2 separate regions of the Homo sapiens genome follow, and region 2 is linked to region 1. The links are chromatin loops, found by intact Hi-C in ENCODE. Cell type or tissue: B cell. All regions are shown on one strand.

The links. A loop is a pair of places that touch in the nucleus more often than their neighbours do. Peaks named below come from ENCODE experiments on the same cell type or tissue, not always from the same donor. Only the 100,000 strongest peaks of a DNase experiment are listed, where the experiment ranks them.
Region 2: a loop joins it to region 1, with 10 times the contacts of the local background. A loop is called at or near these places in 2 of 110 quality-filtered maps.

The regions. Positions count from the first base shown.
Region 1 is chr2:85,823,729-85,831,728 of GRCh38, forward strand. It overlaps LOC284950 (a long non-coding RNA gene), which reads left to right. Exons shown (of 3, transcript NR_038888.1): 3 at 268-3,060. Among named protein-coding and RNA genes, the nearest start is that of MIR6071, 44 kb to the left of the region's middle. In B cell, CTCF peaks have their summits at 3,838 (motif pointing right) and 4,039; DNase peaks (open chromatin) are centred at 3,863 and 7,133.
Region 2 is chr2:85,991,088-85,999,087 of GRCh38, forward strand. It overlaps LOC105374843 (a long non-coding RNA gene), which reads right to left and starts at 6,991. Exons shown (of 3, transcript XR_940318.3): 1 at 6,884-6,991; 2 at 6,344-6,554. RefSeq lists a cis regulatory region at 2,791-3,304 and enhancers at 3,045-3,234, 3,275-3,454. In B cell, no CTCF peak of the experiment used is centred here; DNase peaks (open chromatin) are centred at 3,104 and 3,924; H3K4me3 peaks cover 450 bases; H3K27ac peaks cover 1,768 bases.

The DNA of each region.
Region 1 (8,000 bases):
CTCACAGACACACCCAGGATCAATACTTTATATCCCTCAATCCAATCAAGTTGACACTCAGTATTAACCCTCACACTTGATAACAGGAGATTTCTGTAGACAGGAAAGTGAGGAAGTGGAAGGTATCTCACAAGATGGTCCTGAAGAGACATCAGAGTCTTCCCTCTGGCCTTGCAGGGGCCTATGCAGGTAGCTGCATGGAGCCCTTCTTCGGGTCAAGGAGATGATGTCCCCTTCACTGACTTTTGCACTTCCTTGAATCTGCAGGGGAGTGTCCCTCCAACTTCAGAGTGAGCAGCAGCAGCTGACCAGATTGGAGGACATTTCCACTGTCTTCCCTGGCAGCTGTGATGTGTTGTGCGGTGGCAGCTGAGGATTGCCTGCGTGTAATCTTTGAGGTTCCAAGATGCTTGTTGGAAGTGGAGCCTGGTCAAGCAGCAGAAAGGACAGCTGGATCCATGCTGGGTGGGGTGAGGTGGGGTGCTTGTCAGGGAAGTTGGCTTCAGCTGGAACTGGAGGTTGGCTCCAGCAAAGGAGGTTGAACATCACTGATTCCTGACCTGCAGCACCCAAATGGCCACAAAGAGATGTCATGGGTTTTGAGGAGGCCACAGAGCCAACAGCTTTAGTGTCTTCAGAAGGATGAAGAAAACTTGAACAACATTTTAAAATAGCTTGAGATATAATTCACATCCCAGAGAGTGCATCCATCTAAAGGGTACAATTCAATGGATTTTAGTATATTTACGGAGCTGTGCATTCATCACTACAATTAATTATAGAACTTCTTCATTTACTCAAAATACCCCAGCACCCCTTAGCTATCACCCTGATTCCTCTATCTCCCCCAGCCCTAGGCAACCATTAATCTTTTTTGTATCCATAGATTTGTCTATCCTAGACATTTCATATAAATGGAATCATGCAATATACGACCCTTCTTTCACTTTGTGTAATGCTGTCAAGGTACATCCACGTGATATCAGTTCCTCATTCTTTTTATGGCCAAATCACATTCCATTGTATGGATATATTACATTTTATTTATCTGTTCATCAGTTGGTGGACATTTGGGTTGGTTTCCATGTTTTTGGCTGTTAGGAATGATGTCCCCATGAACATTCATGTACAAGTTTTTGTGTGGACATGTGTTTTCATTTCTCTTGGACATATGCCTAGGAGTGGAATTGAGTCACATGGTAACTTTATAACCATTTGAGGAACTTCCAGACTGTTTTTCAAAGTGGCTACACCATTGTACATCCCCACCAGCAATGTACAAGGGTTCCAGTTTCTCCACATTTTTTTCAACTTTTTTTTTAATCATTTGACTTTTTTTTGAGACAGAGTCTCACTCTGTCGCCAGGCTGGAGTGCAGTGGCGTGATCTCAGCTCACTGCAACCTCCGCCTCCTGGGTTCAAGCGATTCTCCTGCCTCAGCCTCCCAAGTAGCTGAGACTCCAGGTATATGCCACCATGACCAGCTAATGTTTGTATTTTTAGTAGAGACGGGGTTTCACCATGTTGGTCAGGATGGTCTTGATCTCTTGACCTCATGATCCACCTGCCTCAGCCTCCCAAAGTGCTGGGATTACAGGCATGAGCCACCGTGCCCGGCCTCATCTGACTTTTTAATTAAAGCTACCCTAGCAGACATGAAGTGATATCTCATTATGGTTTTGATTTGTATTTCTCCCATGGCTAATAATATTCAGGACCTCTTTATGTGCTTATTGGCCATTTGTATATCTTTTTTAAAGAAATATCTATTCAGATCCTTTGCTTATTTTTGAATTGGGCTATTTGTCTTTTTATTCTTGAGTTGTAATTGTTCTTTATATATTCTAGATACAAGCAACTTATTATGTTTATAGTTTGCAAACAATTTTTTCCCATTCTTTGGGTTGTCTTTTCACTGTTTTGATAGTGTCTTTTGAAGCCCCAAAGTTTTTTATTCTGATGGCTGGTTTATCTGTTTTTTTCTTTAGTTGCTCATGCTTTTGGTGTCAATCTAAGAATGCAGTGCCAAATCCAGGGTCATAAGGATTTATCACTATGTTTTCTTCTGTGACTTTTATGATTTTAGTTCTTCTTTATAGGTCATTGATCCATTTTGAGTTAGTTTTTTTATACAGTGTGAAATATGGATCCAACTTCATTCTTTTGCATGTGGAAATTCAGGTGTCCCCACATCATTTGCTGAGGGGACTATTCTTTTTCCATTGAAAGAAGTTGGCACTCTTGCTCAAAATCAACTGGCCATAGATATGTGGGTTAATTTCTGGGCTCTCAGTTCCATTCTGTTGATGTATAGATCTGTCCTTATGCCCATACCACACTGTTTTGATTACTGTCATTTTATAGCAGGTTTTAAAATTGGGTAGCATAAATTATCCAACTTTTTCAAGATTTCTTTAGCTATTTGTGTTTTCTTGCATTTTCATATGCATTTTAAAAGCAACTTGTCCATTGCTGAAGTCGAAATTTTGATAGGGATTGCATTGAATTTGGAATCTGGGAGTATTGCTATCTTAATAATGTTAAGTTTTTCAATCTATAAACATGGGATGTCTTTCCACTCATTTAGATCTTCTTTAGTTTTCAACAATATTTTGTAGTTTTCAGAGCATAAGTTTTGTACTTCTTTTGTTAAATATGTTCATAAGTATCTTTCTGATGCTAATATAAATGAGTTTTTTTTTAAGACAAAGTTTTGCTCTGTCACCAAGGCTGGAGTGCAGCGGTGTGATCTCAGCTCATTGCAACCTCTGCCTAACGGGTTCAAGTGATTCCCCTGCCTCAGTCTACTGCGTAGCTGGGATTACAGGTGCCCACGACCACACCCAGCTAATTTTTTGTATTTTTAGTAGAGACAAGGTTTCACCATATCGGCCAGGCTGGTCTTGAACTCCTGACCTCAAGTGGTCCACCTGCCTCGGCCTCCCAAAGTGCTGAGATTACAGGCTTGAACCACTGTACCCAGACTGGAATTGTTTTCTTAACTTCATTTTTTATTTGCTCATAACTACTGTATAGAAATAAACTGATTTTTGTACACTGATCACATATCCTTGTAAACTTGCTAAACTCATTTATTAGTTTAATCATTTTCAGTGAATTCCTTAGGATTTTCAACGTACAAGATCATGTTATCTGCAAATGAAGACAATTGTACTTCTTCCTTTCCAATATGGATGGCTTTTACTTTATTTCCTTGCCTCATTGCCCTGGCTGGCCTCTTTAGTACAATGTTGAACAGAAGCTGTGTGAACAGACATCCTTGTCTTGTTCCTGATCTTCTGGGGAAAGCATTTTGTGTTTCAGCATTGAGTGAAAGCCCTTTAGCTGTGGCCTTTTCTAGATGTCCTTTAACAGGTTGAGGAGACCGAGTTCTTCAGAGGAGGAGCTGTGTCAGCTCTGAGGTGACGCACAGCATTGTCAGCTTTCTGAGTCTGAGGTCCCGGCTGGCTGGGAGGAGATGATGTCCTGAAGGATGTGGACATGATGGGCTGGGGCTCTGGGGACTTGAGGGGAGTCCCCGCTGCAGACCTGGGTATGGGAATAAAAAGGCAATATCAAAGGCAGTAATTGGACCCGTGGGAGTGGACCATCTCGGGAAGAGAAAAGAGCATCGGGGCAGAGATGTGGGAGAGGGGAGGGGAGCCCGAGAAATGGTCAGAGAAGGAGGAGAAAATCCAGACTGTGCAGGGAGGAGAGAAGTGCCCCAGCAGCTGAAGACGGTGCCAGAGCCTACTGGCTGGGGGGACCTTGCAGAAGAATGGGCCAGACCCACTGGGGGCCACCTGGTAGCCCGGCGCTGAGAGCTGTGCACGCGGCCTCACAACACCAGGTGGCGCGGTGGACCATTGTAACAGCCACTCCTCTTAGCCCTGGTGGTTTCTTTTCATTAACGACAAATGAAAGAGCTGGGGCCTCGCCAAGCCCCTGTTCAACCGATGGAACCTCTGAGAGGGGCTGTGACCTTCCTGAAAGCATTACAGGGGCATTGTGGCAAAGGTGGGGCTGCCTCCTGGCCTCCTGGCTCCTGTCCCAGGATCTCTCTCCAGTCACCCCTTACCTACCCCAAAGGGATCTAGAAAAGTGGCTGGCGGAATACCCGGTCAGAAGGCAGCCTGGAAGGACTTGAGGTCCACCAAACCCGTCTAGGTCCCCAGCACCACCTGCTTTTCAGTGTTGCCTGCGGTGAGATCACCTTCCTCAGCTTTCCCATCGATTCTCTGCTCCCAGTTCCCCACTCCCCATTCTCTTTCCACTCAGAGCCACATGATTTTCAGTTTAAGCTGAATTGAGTCACTCTCCGCGCCCCCCCCGCCCCTGTAACATCCCTCAGGGGCTCCAAATTGCTCCTTACCCCTACATTCATCTCCCTCATCGCAGCCACACCCTGAGCCTATGCTCACTTTGTGATTTGGTTGTTAAAGCATGTCCTGCTTTAACAACCCTTCTCGAAAGCTGCTAGTTTTGCCTGGAACGCTCCTCCTGCCCTCCTGCCGGCCCCCTAATTAGCATTTTGGTCTCAGTTTAGACTCACCTGGTTTTCCTGGTGCGCTCCCGTGGTGCGCCTCCCCTTTGCTTTGACACCGCCTTTGTCATGTTGACTTGTTTAGCATCTTTTCCCTCTAGACTGAGGATCCAGAACAGTAGGCAGGGTCCATGTTAGGTGCAGCCTGTCATCAGCGCCCAGCCATGGCTCTCTGCAGGCCATGGGAACTAAAGGTGGCGGTGCTGGCAGGGCAGGATAGGAGGTGGCGCCAGGAGCCACAGGGCAGTATTTCGAGGACAGCCCTGCTGGGTACTAAGATACAGCCAAGAGTGTCTGGAATGATGGGCAGAGCATCAACTGGTTTCAGAGTTTGAACAAATGGTGTTCAGAACAGCATGTTCTGCCAGAATGGTCAGCCAGACTGCCAGGACTGAGGGTCCTACAGAAGGACCCCCTTTGTCATTCTCACTTCCGTATTCCAGAACCGGGGGTATTTTAGTGTGTGGGAAAATAAAGCAATCGTTGAGTTCGATTTCAGTCCCAAGTTTTGGAAAACGTGTGGGTGCATCTGCAGTAGATAGGTCTCAGCACGGCCTTTGTTCCAACCCAGTCAGAACTCAACCAGAATTGGGGCCAGTAGATCCTTGAGCCAGACAATGACAACATGGAGGTACCCATAAAGCCTAGGGGTGACAAGCACCCAGCCATGCCATTCCTGTGGATACGAGGGTTGTTGGCCCATAGGACAAACTCTTCACAACATTTCCCTCTCCCTTCCCTCTTGCAGCTAGTTGCATCAGTGGGTGGTAATAGAGGTTCTGAATTTTCCCAGTGCATGGGCGGGACGGCTGAGGGGCTCCATGAATGCAAGTTTATTACACAAAGGAAGTCACCTATCTCTTTATGTACATAGAGACTTCCAGAAGGCTAAAGAAATAAAAAATGATCTAAATGAGCTTTTCTCCTTTGTATTTCATATTTCAGTGTTACAAATATATAAAATCTTTTTTTGGGGGAGTATTCAAACTTGGACAATACAAATTAGGCAGTCCAGGGGCTGGGCATGGTGGCTCACACCTGTAATCCCAGCATTTTGGGAGGCCAAGGTGGGTGGATCACTTGAGGTCAGGAGTTCAAGACCAGCCTGGCCAACATGGTGAAACCCTATCTCTACTAAAAAAATACAAAAATTAGCTGGGCGTGGTGGTGGGCACCTGTAATCTCAGATACTCAGAAGGCTGAGGCAGGAGAATCACTTGAACCTGGGAGGTGGAGCTTGCAGTGAGCCGAGATGGTGCCATTGCACTCCAGCCTGGGCAACAGAGCGAGACTCCATCTCAAAATAAATAAATAAATAAATAAATAAATAAATAAATAAAAATTAGGCAGTTCTTTGTTTCTGCAGGAAGCTTTGACTCTGACAAACAGGAACAAGACTGTGGTCTTTGAATCTGGCTCTTTACCTCCAGCCAGAATCTCCTCAAAATCGTTATCCCAAACTTGCCCACTTCCTGAAGACAGATGATTCTTTCTTGTGGGGAAGTACAATGCAGGAAGTGGGCAAGTTTGGGATAACGATTCTCTGCTAAATGGATTGAAATTTAACATTGGAAATTAGTCCAATGTAGTCATCCAGATAATGAAAATTAAACTATATACATCTCTATTTGTAGTAGAGATGGGGTTTCACCATGTTGGTCAGGCTGGTCTTGAACTCCTGGCAGGAAGTGAGCGAGGGAGAGGGGTGGGCAGAGAGATGGGAGAGGGAAAGAAAATCAGGACTGCCTCTGTATGGAGGGGGACTGAGGAAAATTCTGGAGACACTTTGAAGTAGCTTCAGGCTGAGACAGATGTCATCAGGAGAGCCCCTTCTGAAAGTGACTCCAAACATCTTGGGATAAAGGTGTTAAAAACATAAACTAGGTCACTAGGAATAAGTATATAAAGCAGTGAGTGTGCTGGTCATATTGTCCAAAGACAACCTCAGGATATTTGACTTGCTGACTGGGCAGTGTAGGAAGTGAGGTTGCACACCCCAGTGTGCATGAACCTGAAAGGAGCTGCTCCTCTGTGAAGCAGGAGGTTGAATGAGGTGGTTTTTCTATGCCTTGTCAGTCTTCTGTGGGACTAATAGTGGTCATGTTGGGAGAGCTGGAGAGTTTAGCAAGAAGACAGGAGGCCTGTCCCTCTGACCTCTCCTTAGCTGCCCCCCTGGCATCACAGTGCACACCATGTTCTTAAATTTAGGCCAAGTTTGCCGACAAAAGTGATATAGGTGAGCCATCGGCAAAAGATGGAGAAGGGAAGGCCATTGACATGCTATTCCACTCAACCTTTTGTTCGAGGACAAGATGCTTGGTTTAGGCTGGAATCTATAGTTTCATTTGTTTGGAATCAATGTGTGCTATGGTCTGAATGTTTGTGACCCCCAAATTCATATATTGAAATCAAACACCCAATATGACGGTGTTTTGAGGTGGTACATTTGGGAGATGATTAGGTCATGATGGTAGAGCCTCATGAGTGAGATTAACACCCTCACAAAAGAGGCCCAGAGAGCTCCTACACCCCTTCCACCATGAGAGGACACAGCAGAAAGATAGCCATCTATGAACCAGCAGGTGGCACCTCACCAGACACTGCACCTTGATCTTGAACTTCCCAGCCACCAGAACAGGGAGAAATACATTTCTGTTGTTTATACACCACCCACTGTATGTTATTTTGTTGTAGCAGCCTGAACACATGAAGACTGTGTGTGTGTGTGTGTGTGTGTGTGTGTGTGAAGGTTTTGAAAGTGACCCCCTTTTCAGCTTATCACAATGGAAGCTCACGCAGCTCTAGAACAAAACCCCATAATCAAAAGGTCTTTTGTCCACCATTATTTTAAATACAAGGTTGTATTTAAATGATCAGATCTGTAGTAATTACCATCTTTTAAAAATAATCTTTGAGTATATAATGATGGCCAAAAATTTTTAAAAAGCAAATATGCAATACAATAGAGTTATATTATATTGGTTTCCAAATTCCATGTAATAAACTCATGACAACTGCCTTGAACGCAAATCACAGAGCCTCTGACTCAGGAATTTCCCTATTAGAGTCTGAAGCTCCAGCCCACACTTTGATATACCTTGGCAGGTCTCTGAAAAGGTAGGGTACACATGTATTTTGTAAACTTCAGCAGTAAGCTGGTTTTCTAAAATGTATGGATATGTACACAGACATTAAATGGGCCTATCTGGCTTTTGACACTTTTTAAAATACGATTTAAATCACTAGGACAATTACATATAAAAAAAAGCAACTGTTCATTTATTGCTTCAGTTACCTATATTCCATTCCTCTTAGCATAAGACTCCCTTATCCCAGATTCTAGACTCAAGAGCTCTTCATTGTATTCAATCTTAGACCATCAACTGCCCATCTTCATGTTCCACCAAAGATATGAAATCAAATAAAATCAAAACATATTTATTTAATGCCTACGACA
Region 2 (8,000 bases), 170 kb after region 1:
TGAACTCTCAGCCAGCCTTGGGCTTCCTTAGCCTGGGGACTGCATCCTCCAGGTGGTCTGAGATGACACTCTGTGACATGCATTTCTCAGGGTTTACCTTGTAGGGCTATGTGACTAGCAACTAGCAAGTCATACCCTTGGGAGGCCCTGGGTGAATACATGGCCAAATATTTATCATCAAAAGTTGCCAGCCCTTAGAGAAATGGCCTCCGTCTTCATCTTTCAATCAAATGTCACTTTATCAAACAACAGAGCCACAACATTTTTAAAAGGACAAAGACTGAAACGTCACCCATGACAAACATTTTGGAAACAAGATTTTCTAAAATGGAGAAAATAGAGGAACACATAGTTCGTGGTCATAGGCTGGCCACACCACCTGCCACTTCATTAGTCTTTGCCTGGGGACTTTTTGTTTCCTGATAATCATTAATATATATTTTTATGGGTTGTTTACTGGCTACATTTAATAGATGACAAAAAGGACAGTCTGAATATGTTGTTTTCCATCAACTGGAACATACCACTCACGTTTTCCGTATTTTGTATGAGAATCTTCATTCTGAAGTTTTGCAGTAAGCATTTTGAGTGAATGGACACATTTTAGGACTGACCACATAAATCAAGAGATGGATGTACATTCTTATTTCATTTTATTTTTTAGTTTTTAATTTTTTTTAGACAGAGTCTTACTCTGCCATTCAGGCTGGAGTGCGGTGGCAAGATCTCAGCTCACTGCAACCTCTGCCTCCCAGGTTCAAGCAATTCTCCTGCTTCAGCCTCCCGAGTAGCTGGAATTACAGGTGCGCACCACCACACCTGGCTAACTTTTTTGTATTTTTAGTAGAGACAGGGTTTCACCATGTTGGCCAGGCTGGTCTCAAACTCCTGACCTCAAATGATCCACCTGCCTCGGCCTCCCAAAGTGCTGGGATTACAGGTGTGAGCCACCATGCCCGGCCAGCATTCTTATTTTAGAAGTCAAAAATTCACACATCATTTTGCTTTCCAGATACACTCGGTGTTTCCAGTTCTTAGTACATTCTTCCAGATTTCGTCTGTGTTTCTGTGCAAGTGTGTGGCCAAGTGTGCGCATACCCACACTGTGCTGTCTGTTACTCACTGTGCCTCTTTCACTTGACTCTACCTGGGACATCTTTTCTCGTCAGTTCATAAAAATCTGTCTGATGAGAGGACTTTTTAAGATGACTCATCAGGCCAGGCGCAGTGGCTCATGCCTGTAATCCCAGCACTTTGGGAGTCTGAGGCAGGTGGATCACCTGAGGTCAGGAGTTCGAGACCAACCTGGCCAACATGGCGAAACCCCGTCTCTACTAAAAATACAAAAATTAGCTGCGTATGGTGTCAGGCACCTGTAATCCCAGCTACTTGGGAGGGTGAGGTAGGAGAATTGCTTGAACCTGGGAGGCGCAGGTTGCAGTGAGCTGAGATCGTGCCATTGCACTCCAGCCTAGGCAACAAAAGTGAGACTCCATCTCAAAAAAAAAAAAAAAAGACGACTCATCAGACACATTTTTGGGTCAGGCTCAAATGAAGTTCATGATTGCAAGGGTATTCTAGACTGACCCAAAGATTTTCTCCCCAACACCAAAAACTGGAAAACAGCCTGACAGTCATTAATTCCTGAGGGAACAGCTGACTCTTCTGAGACCATCTACTCTCTGCCCACAACCTCTCCTGCATACCCCAGCTGTGGCTCTGCTATTCATCCCAAATGTCCTGGCCAGGCCCACCCACTTGGCCAAAAAGTTGACTTCCCAGCCAGACCTGGTTGATCAATTGGCCACTATCCTTACAGGAAAAGTCTGAGTTATGAGAAAAAAAAAACTAATTTCTTCCAAAATATAAAAAGAAAACTGCATGATCAAAGTGAATAAATGTTTAATTAAATGCCTGCAAAGTGGAACACTATGTCAGCTTCCTTAATTGATACATTCAGTATTTTTAAAAATTTCATTACATTTGCAAAACAAATTGAAAGTAGCATTTCCTCCTTTGCAAGAATTCTTGAGGAGTGTGTGGTGATTGCCAAGAAATAACAAGTTGCTCATGTACTATTATTTTAAAAAGAAAAATTATCAAAACCATTTAAAAATATTTTGCAATATTAAAAATACACATGATCCTGATCTGATCACTATACATTAAATGTATCAAATCATCACTATGTATTCCATAAATATGTGCAATTATTATGTGTCAATTAAAAATAAACAAATAAATAATACACATATGTGTGCATATATGTGTATATACATACATATACTCAGTGTGGGCTGTTTGATGTGTTATTGGAACAAGGTCTTTAAAAGTAAGCTGAGGGGCACTTTGGGAGGCTGAGGCAGGCGGATCACAAGGTCAGGCAATCGAGACCATCCTGGCTAACATGGTGAAACCCCCTCTCTACTAAAAATACAAAAAATTAGCCGGGCGTGGTGGTACGCGCCTGTAGTCCCAGCTACTCGTGAGGCTGAGCTAGGAGAATCACTTGAACCCAGGAGGCGCAGGTTGCAGTGAGCCGAGATCATGCCACTGCACTCTAGCCTGGGTGACAGAGCAAGACTCCATCTCAAAAAAAATAAAAAAAAATTAAAAAATTAAAAAAGAAGCTGAGGGGCTGGGCGTGGTGGCTCACGCCTGTAATTACAGCACTTTGGGAGGCCATGGTAGATTAATCAGTTGATGTCAGTAGTTCCAGACCAGCCTGACAAACATGGTGAAACCCTATCTCTACTAAAAATACAAAAATTAGCTGGGCATGGTGGAGGGCACCTGTAATCCCAGATATTGGGAAGCTAAGGCAGGAAAATCACTTGAACCCAGGAGGCAGAGGTTGCAGTGAGCCCAGATCGCGCCACTGCACTCCATCCTGCGTGACAGAGCAAGACTCCATCTCAAAAAAAAAAAGTAAGCTGAGGGCTCAAGGGCCACACAGGTCTTCAAGAGGCCCAGCCCGGGATCCGCACACCCGAGAACCCTGTGCTGAGTCAGGATCCCCTTCTGTGGACACAAGATAGGAGTGGTGCTGTCAAGAGGAAGTTCTAAAAATAGACCCTAACATGTAGGGCAGAATATTAGTGGTTCTGAGAACTAGCAGAATCAGAGGCAGAAATGAGACATGTGACCAAAATGAAACCCCACAGCCCAAAGGGTATCTCCCTGGCTCCCCTGGGCCCTCTAGAAAAACTAGCAAAAAACTAGAAAAGCTAGTAAAACTCTTATCATTGGAGCCAGTGGCATTATTGGCCTCTATCCCCACTAAAATGTGAGTAACTTCAAAAGAAAATGCTCTTTTTTTCTTCCTCCAAAAACTTAAAGTGTAACATGTATAAAGAGAATGCATCTTTTTTTTTTTTTTTTTAAGACAGAGTCTTGCTCTGTTGCCCAGACTAGCATGCAGTGGCACAATCACAGCTCACTGCAGCCTCGACCTCCTGGGCTCAATCGATCCTCCCACCTCAGCCTCCTGAGTAGCTGGGACTACTTCCCTAGGGGTCCTAAGGAACCCACCCAGGGGTGTGCTGGGCAGTGTGTAACCACAGCTCTCTGAAAACAAAAGCCCTTAAATCCCTGATGGGTAGAATTGCCAGTTCTCATGGTGTCCCTACTCCCACCATGGTGACCAACATGAAGGTGTGGACGTGGAACTGTGAGGAGAGGAGCATGGTCAGCTTTTTTGAGCTGGTATGAGCTAGCTTCAGCACATCACTGCATCCCCCAGATGTGAAATCTGAGGAGTAAATATCCAGGAATTCAGAGAAATCCTGGGAAATTGGGCACGTCTTTCCTTTCTCAATAGTTCCCCAAAAGATGAGAGGAGCATCCCTGGCTGCAAATCAGGTAAGTTCCTCTCAGGGTGCAGCTGACCCTGATTCCCACCTTGAGTCCCTTTTGCAATGGGGAGGAAGTGAGAGCAGTGGCTCTACCCAAACCAAAGCTTGGGGGTGTCGCACCTTGGGTGGGACTGGCTCCACAGTGTACCAGCTGTGTGACCCCGGCTGAGTCTCCCTGACCTCCGGTTGTTTCTCTGCAGAATGAGTGGGCACAAGGAGGATGAAGAGGGCTCGGGGCACCGCCTGGCATGGATGATGCCATCTGTCAAGGAGAGTCACTGGTAGTGTTTGAGTCCTTAAGCGCACTCACTCCAGGGGAAATGGTGAAGTGGATGGCCATTGTCCTGGGAATCTTTGGGACTGTACATGACGATCATTGGGGCTCTTTTGTTTTTCTAGCCCATCAATGACTGACTTCAGACCCAGCAGAATAAGAAAGCCTTAAACTAGTAGCTTTATGTTCTTTTTCTGGATCTTCCTCTAAATTCTGCAAAGTAAGTGGCAGTGATCCATTTTATAGATGAAGAAACTAAGGCCCAGAGAGGCAATATCATGTCTGGCCTTGCTTCTCTGTGACTTATTTGACTTCTTCCTTTGGAGACCCTGAGAGCCAGGCAAACGTTCTCTAGGACAGACAGGCAGGAAGGTCAGAGGTGGGGGTGGAGGCACTGCTTCCACCCCACCCCCTGCAGAAGAGGCAGGAGTCAGCTGGGACAGAAGGGGCAGACCTGTGAGAGGCCTAATTACGCATCCTCTTTCCTGCCCTCCCTGTGGCATCTTTCCTGTTCCTTGGGAAACACTCTAAGATGGACATAGGTGGGCAGACAGTTTATTGTGTGCCCTGGAGTCAGGACACACAAGGAGAAGGAGGGAGTGGCGGTGGGAGAAACTGGGCTGTGATACAGTCCCAACAAAGACCTTGGCCAAGCCCTGGAGGAGCGCTGGAGCTGGGCTGGACGCTGACAGCTGCCCTGAGTTGGGACAAGAGTACCTGGCCTTTATGCCTTTATATTGACCAGTCATTGGATTTGGGCTGAATTGCTCCCAAAGAGGGCTTAGCTGAGGGACAACCACTGGGGTGCAGGCCCTTCAGTCCTGGAGGAGTCTGGGTAGCACCATGCCTAGTCCAAGTGGAACCGGTGTCTCCACGAGAGGCAATTTCCCTCTGAGTCTTGGAGGCCACATTCCTGAGAGAGAGAGTGTCATGACCCCACTCACTTGTCTGACCCAAGCTACCCAGGTCAAGGGGCACTGGCCAACCCATGGATTGACCAGTGTTTAGGTGAGGCATGCAAGAGTCTCCAAGCTAAATTAATTAATAAATTTAGAGACAAGGTCTCACTCTGTCACCCCGGCTGAGTCTTGTCATTCCTACAGGTGAATTGGTAGAGGAGGGACACAACCTGTTGGCTTCAGTGTGGGAAAAAGGTACAAAGAGGGCATGTGTCACCTGTCTGCCTCCCTCTCCCAGGTGAGCAGCTCCTGAGGAACGCATGCCTGGATTCGGGATCTCATATAGTGTCTGCCCTGGGAAGGCCCCCAACAGCTCCACCCTTTCCTGAAGAAGAGGAAGGAGGTGGGTATCTTTGGAGGCCCCAGTCCCATCTCATAGCACAGTACACAGGGGCATCTGCAGGACTAGAGGGACGGCTCCCCTGCCTCGCACCCCCTCCTCCCCACCCCATGAGAGAGGTGGGGCTCAAGAACCCCCACACAATGTCTTCATTGACACTTGTGGCCAAGTCAGCTTCTGGGTGCCATGGAAACCTCTCTTGGGAGCCCTGAGGGAAAGCAACAGCCCAGCCCTCCCACACTAAGCTCATTGTCCCCTGAGCAGTGAGAGCAGCCCCTTATCAGCCCCTTCCCAGGCCTGCAGATCCTGGCTTCCACCCCATCAGCAACATGAGCTTTCCTCTTGCCGGCCAGGCCTGGGGAGCTGGAGGGGTCTCATCAGTCACAGAATCCACCACCTGGGATCCTGTACTCCTTGGCCCCTTCCTTATTCCCCATGAAATCAAAGGCAGCCCCAGTAGTGAGGCAAGAGAGCTCATTTTTTAGTTGCACTAAAAATTTTTTTAGTGCTCATTTTTTAGCCCATTTTTTAGTTGTGCTGAGCCTTGAGAGTGGAGGGGGCACCAGGCAGAGAGAGGCCCCTCCCTCTGTTTGGGGCATACTTATGCCCTGAGCCAGCCACAGTGTCCCTCAGGCCTGCAGGAAGAAGGCCAGGCTCTGGAATAAATCCATCTGGGCCACCCCATGCCTGGTTCTGGCTTCAGGCTCCACTCATTCTTTTCTCCTCCCCCAAGTCCTGGAAACTTCCCCAGAAGTCCCTCCCCTGCCAGTCCCTCCCTTCCTTCTACCTCCCATGTCTCCTTGGGCCAAGGCCCATCTGCACAGATCCTGGCAGAATAAAGTCAGAGAATGTCAGGGCCAGAAGAGGCCTGAGAAATCAGAGCCCCGCATCTCTCTGCCATTCCATCCCCACTTACCATTTTATAGAGGAGAAGCTGAAGCTGGGTATGAGGAGGGACTTGCCCAAGATCACAAGCCAGGGCCTTCCCCTCCATTGGGCACCATTTCACCGGCCTCATGGGCTGCTTCTCCCTGCTCTGACCCAGAACTTGATCATCACAAACCAGGAGTATGCCAGGTCTTTGGAAGCAGTAAAACCTATAGAGATTGGAAGGCCCCGACCCAACCCTACCCAAAGTAGGGGTGTCAGCAACTAGAAAGAAGAAGGGCTCAGGATTACAGCACCTCCTCCCTTCAGCTGTCTGTCACCCAGGTGTCCCCATAACGACTCCCTCCACAGATACCCAGATGGCCAACAAGGGCAGCTCCCTTGAAACAAATGTCCCCCGAACTCCTCAGCCCCAGGAGGGAGGGGCCGTTGGGATGGGCAGCCCAGAGAGCCTGGGCTTTGCACCCAGAGCTAAGCGAGCTCAAATCCCAACTGGGCCACCTGGGACAGGTTATGCAGCCTCCCTATCACCCTCTGTAGAAGGAGAATCACAAAAAATTCTACCCACCTTATAGGGTTGCTGTAAGGATTTTGCAAGATATTGGATAGAAAGTTTCACACAACACTGGGCACAGAGAACACAGAGTGAACAGATGGTGTTGCTGTTCTCATCTATGACGACCTTTTACCCTTAGAACTCTGGGCACCAAGTTAGGGGTGGGGTGCCGGGTGGGGAGGAGTGCCAGGGAGCCAAGGGGAGGCCCTTAAGTGACGCTCAGAGAGGTCCTGACCTTCCCCAAAGCAGGAGTCCTTGGCCCAAGGGAGAATGAGTTTCGGACAGCCATGTGGCCCCCAGTAAGGGGCCCCCTAACATTCCATTTGGGCTTTAACAGGGGGTGGCCTGGAATGTCCAAGAAAAACAATCTGGTTATTCTGAGTGAAATTACAGCCTGGCTAAGGCAGGCTGGGTCTGCTTTAAATTAAACATAGCATTTCTGAGATTCTTTTCATCTCCTTGCCACTGCGGGTTAGCGGAGACATTACCTCACCTCACCTTCCACTCTGAGGTGGGAGGCCGACAGGGTGTGGGCCTGGGGGTGGGGACGAGAGAGGGAGGCCGGAGAGCCCACCAAGGGGGGCCAGGGGTCCCTCCTCACTCCAAGAGCTCAGGCTCTCACTGGGGCTGGGAGCAGTGGCTGTGTGGGGAAGAGGCGCACCCATGCACAGCCCACTCCATCCTTGGCATTTAGCAAAGGAATGACAGCACTTTCAAATACACTGCTTTCCTAGGAGCCCTTGGGGAAACTGGGTTGCGGTTTCACAGGTCCAAGGTCAGTCCCTTTCTTGCTCCCTGTCCCACACTTAGGTGCTGGGTGGCCGCGCCTGCGAGCTCCTCAGAACTCCAGGGTGTTTTCGCTCAAAAACAGATGGAGACACCAGTTTCCTCACTGAGTGGTTTTGGTTGGGGGTGGAGTTCCCTCCTGGCTTTGGAAGTTGCTTTTGGCCAGCTTTGCCTGCCTGTGGAGTCCTAGAAAATTCCACAGTGCTGCAGTCGGGTAGACCCGAGTGTGAGTCCCGCCTCCCAGGATAAGGTTCACCTTATCTTACTCAGATCCTGAATCCCCTCTTCTTTAACATGGGGAAGGAGACAGGGTTATGGGTTAGATGAAATTAAGCATGTTTGA